Regions from separate parts of the Homo sapiens genome. Here region 1 is linked to region 2. A link is a loop called in an ENCODE intact Hi-C map of the cell type or tissue named here. Cell type or tissue: heart right ventricle. All regions are shown on one strand.

Region 1 (2,500 bases), 300 kb before region 2:
AGACAGTTCTCCCAAAATAATACACAAAGGAGGGCAGAGCACATCAACACAGATAGATGATACTTTTGGAGGTGAGGGCCTGTGGAAGTCCTCTTCTGCTTGATTTGTTTTCCCAGAGAAACAAGAAGCAAGATCATCAGCTGAGATTGAAGAGGGGCTGAAGACGTTGAAGATTTGTAGAGAGAGGGGAAGTGTTCTGTGGTCATGTAGTGGGGGTGAATTGAGTAGAATATAGTAGGATAGCTAGGCAGCACTAAGACTCAATTCAAATTAGTGATCATAAGTTTAAACTGCAATCAGTCAATATTTTTCCCCTCCACGACTTGATCTTCTCTAAGCACATTACATACTTTAAATATTTGAGTGAATGAATAAATGAATCAAAAAGTTAGTTAATGCTATTTACGCTGCATACATGTAAGATTTTTTCCATTTACTATTTATATGTTTTCAATTGGAATGTTTTATACAACAAATGTTAAAATTAAGGACTTCAAATAAGAACATAGAATAACATGCCCAAGTTCAGCTTTTTTTTTTTGGATCAAACTAATTAAAATCAACAATGATTTCAACAATGATTCAGTGCCTTTTTTCTTTTGGTTGGTGATGTTGCTCATTGTGGGCGAAGTATGTAAAACTGACAACTAATTTTGAATCTTTCCATATATATTTTTATAAAAAAAGGAAACTAAAAGTAAATGGTAGTTTCTTTCAGGATGTGGTGTTCATTCTTTAGAAATTGTGAACTCTGCTTAAAACATTTATGTATCCATTTATTTTTTCAATAAATATTTTCTTAGGATCTCTTCTCTTACCAGTCACAGAAAAGACAAAACTGAATAAAGCATGATTTCTACCTTGAAGTATATTATAGGCATCTGGATGTTTTTCTAGTTTTTAGACGAGGTGGGTATATGTTTCTTTAGCGTACATAGAGGTAGACTTGAACTAATATATTTAAAGAACCAGGCTTCTATGTGGTACAATGTAGAATTAGCATTAATAAAGACGGAATGTTACGAAATTCATAAAAGAAAAAATTCAAACACATTAGTAAATTTAGTGCATTATATATAAAATCTTAATGGTAGGGTCTCTGCTCCTTTACTAGGAAGCAGTGTGCTCATGGAGACTGTGCTTTGTCATGACTACAATTGTGTACTATATAAAATCTTAATGAGAGATTACCATTAGATTCTTAAGATTGTTATACTTCTCTTTTTCAAGACCATTTGGTGGTTTTGAGAAGTTAAGAGCTTTATAAGCCTGACAGTACTTGTGATTCAACCTTCTATTGAGGCCAAGTGGGGACCTGGAACTCTCAGACTGCAGGACACACAGATGAACAGCATGTGGCAGTGTTTAAATGTTCTTCTGAAAGCCAATGCCACAGGCTTAAGACAATTTAGGGCAGTTCTCTGTGATGATTGCAAATGCATCCCAGGATTATATTTTTCTTTTATATTGCTATGTGTCATGCTTTGTTTGCCAAACAGAAAGAAAATGAATAGGCAGTTTTCTGGTGCAATTCTTAGTAAACAAATTGTCAAAATGAACTCCATCCATTGCTTAAGAAATACATAAACACAATTTAGTCACTGGATGTGTCTGTATGTAGGTTGTTCCTATGGAGAATTTTAGTTTGACCCATGTTTTTGTTTGTCTTTTTGAAAATTCTGATAGACTAAGGTTCTCTTTGTTTTCATAATAGTCCCTATTCCCCCTAAAATAGTAAGCTATCAAATTACCGAGGTTTTATTTGTATAAATGTAGTTGCACATATCTAACTTAATAAATTGTGAATTGATTTTTATCATGACTTTAAGTCATAGGTATTATTTGAATGAAAGAAAACTAAGCTGTTGGGTTATTTTTACAACGTTCATAGAGAATTTTCTTTCATGTAGATTTTTTCCATATAGCATATACAATAGAATACATTTTAAGCTATTCCCTATATATGTGTGTGTATATGTGTGTCTGTGTGTATAGTGTGTATGTATCCTCATCATAGTCCTTCACATTTTAAGATGATAGCACTCAGTGATTGAAATCTTTATATAATAATATAATTGAGGAAAAATCTGTGAACACAATTGTCATTATCAGACAATAGATTTATAAAATATTTTAATCAGTAACTGTTGTCCTTAAGCATGAATATCCTTACTACTCTTCTACCTTTTACATTTGCTGTTATCGCAAACACTTTGCTTAGAGCAAATGTGATTCCTTATTGCCCAAATGCTTATTGCATTCCAATTTATTATAATACACATACATCTGTTCAGCACTCACTGTGTTCCTGGAATTGTCCCAGAGTCTGGGCTTCCATCCTTTAATGAGACCTAGCCTAGTTCTTAAGGAGCTCACAGTGGGAAGACATGTCTGTTGCACTTATCTTCTAGTTGCTTCTGAGCTTCCCTGCTTTGTTTACAGGTTGGCTTTAGGGCAGCCTCTGCTCATTTCTTCTGCCTTTCTTACCAGTTCTGGCTCT
Region 2 (2,500 bases):
AAAGTCATTTATAGTCATGGATTGGTGTATAATGTTCCACTCCAGACTGTGAAAGTCCATGAATTGAAGATAATATCGTAGACTGAGTCCTGAAGTCCAAGGAGTTAGGAAGTGTGATTTTTTACTTTTAGCACAGGAATCCACCTGAGATTTTCTCACTGGCCCTAGAGTCTATTTCTCTTCCCCTGTTTACCCCATTACTGAATCTCCTTTCCTAGCTATAGGTCTCCCAGCCTGACCATTTAGAAACTAGGCTCTAGGGATTCATCGGCACTGACTGAGTTTGGTTTGTTCCCAGTTGTCATTCACTTAACATACTATCTGCTCATCTCAGTGCCTAAAACATTGTGAGCCAAACCCACTCTATCACCCTAGCCAGCTGCCCATCAACCTCCTCTGAGGGTATTTTGTGGTCTCTAAGGATGCCTTTATAAGAACTTTAAATTGGGAGTAAAGCCAATATAGTGTGCACGCTATATTGTCCTGATATGAATCTGGCAGAGTTCTCCCATTAATCCCTTCCTACCATTCTCCTGACATGGTAAGAGTCTCTCTTGGTCTCTGTCCTAAAATTGTTTTACAATCATTTAACTTACACTCACATCACATCAATTTTGACATCGTAATGTGATTTGCATTGATTTGAGGCTGCCATCAGGATGAGCTCATAACTATGTCAAAACCTCCGTTGAGTAAATAAAGAACTGATTTTGAACGTGGGGAATGATGGAGGATGGAAAAATCACAGAAAGAGACCAGAAACAATACAAGCTCAGTAGGGAAATTTTAGACATCAAACATTTTTTTTTTTTTGGCACAACACACCAAAGGTCACTAGTCTCCCACATCAAATACACAGACCATTTTTTTAAACAAATCCATTTTAGTCTGAGTCTTGAAACAAGCCTAAAATATGTGATCTTGCAAAGATTTTAGGATAATTTTAATTTTGTTGTTTTTAAAAAACGAAGGAGGAACTATTCGAGATGTCAGAGGAGTGAGGGAGGGTGAATGGCCCTTCAACCCATCCAGAATGGTTGACGTTTGAATAACTGATCATGAAGAGCAAAATTCCAGAATCATATTCATTTTCGGGACTAAGATGCCACCAGAGGGGCAAAGCAGGCTCCAAAATGTGGCTTTGTGCCTGTTTTTAAAAAGCAAGCAGCCTCTTTCGTACTCAATTAAGGCTAAGTGTAGCACCCTACACTCTGCCCAAGATACAGCCTCCATGTTTATCTTGGCAACAATTCAAATGGAGGTTTGTGAGGGAGGGTTTGGCCGAAGGTGGGCGGACCCCGCATGAAAAAGTTCCTTCGCCCATATCCTCCTGTCTGAAGAAGGCGGATGGAGACGGAAGGTTTTCAGGCCGAGTTCCCGCCGACCTTAACTGGAATAACTTGCTCTCTTTCACATCTGCAGCTGTGTCCTCCTCAGGGAGTTGTCCGACTAAATGTGATTTTAAACATCTGTCAGCTACATCAGAGCTCCAAATTTAGCACTCGGAACATTATGTGGATTTGTGATGCTCGCTGGAGAACACTGGAACCGTAAACCGAGCTCACATGAGACAGGCGGGTGGTACGCGGGTTGGTAATTTCATCTATGACACATTGAATTTGGCTGCACATTTATGAATGTTATGTAAAGGGAAAGAGTGACCATTTCCTTGCAAATAGCTTTCTGAGTTGCCACAAGATCAATATCGAGAAGGGAAAGCCTTTACACTAGGAACGCTTATTGTATTCCTATCCAATCATTTGCCTGGAATTTAAAAATATTCCCCACGGGCTGGTTTTGTCTGAATTCCCTGAAACTTATTCTCCTCCCTGAGCTGCCTTTCTACTCCAGCTACAACTGTGCTCCAGTGTACCCATCCTAGAGGAAGATGAGTTCTGCGTAATTCTTGATTCCTGTTTGCCACCTTTGAAGATGTCCAGGGGCATGTGAGAATCCTCACAGGGCTGCTTTCCCTCCACTGGGTTGGCATTTCTGAAGAGATGTGCTGCCCTAGGGGGAAACTGTGAGACCAGTCCTTCCACGCAAAAACTCTCTGCTGAAGCAAATCCCTGGATGATTGGCTAGGAATTCTTAGTACACATGAAGGTTTGTAACCAATTCTATCAATTCCCAAAATCATGGTGCCCTTGAAGACAGACATGGAGAGACATAGCCCTGCAATTCAGCCTTTGTTCCTGATAAATGATTTATCGTAATATCACAGCAGACGAAAACTTGTGCATTTGCTTTACTTAGGTTGATTGGGTTAGTACAAATGCTCACAGCCTCCAACGTCTAGTTGTTCATTAAGCCTTTTCCACAGATAGAGTTAGTTTACACACCCCATATCACCCCTCTACCCCTACTCCTCCTCCCTTGCTCCCAAGGCAGCCTGTGTGTGCCTCTACTCTGATGTTAATGTGTGGTGTTATTAGGGAATGTCTTCAAATGCCTCTGTGATCTCTAAGGAGGCAGACATGCTGTTTGATTTGTCCTGTAT

The links. Hi-C counts contacts between places; a loop is a spot of excess contacts. Peaks named below come from ENCODE experiments on the same cell type or tissue, not always from the same donor. Only the 100,000 strongest peaks of a DNase experiment are listed, where the experiment ranks them.
Region 1: it touches region 2 in a loop (4-fold over the local background); 4 of 110 quality-filtered maps call a loop at or near these places.

The regions. Positions count from the first base shown.
Region 1 is chr10:88,552,216-88,554,715 of GRCh38, reverse strand. All of the region lies in intron 4 of RNLS (renalase, FAD dependent amine oxidase), which reads left to right. Among named protein-coding and RNA genes, the nearest start is that of RNLS, 30 kb to the left of the region's middle. In heart right ventricle, CTCF peaks have their summits at 1,151 and 1,352; a DNase peak (open chromatin) is centred at 1,345.
Region 2 is chr10:88,255,357-88,257,856 of GRCh38, reverse strand. All of the region lies in intron 1 of LOC101929727 (a long non-coding RNA gene), which reads right to left. It also overlaps a transcript of RNLS not described here. Among named protein-coding and RNA genes, the nearest start is that of RNLS, 330 kb to the left of the region's middle. In heart right ventricle, no CTCF peak of the experiment used is centred here; a DNase peak (open chromatin) is centred at 1,526; H3K4me3 peaks cover 481 bases; H3K27ac peaks cover 2,500 bases.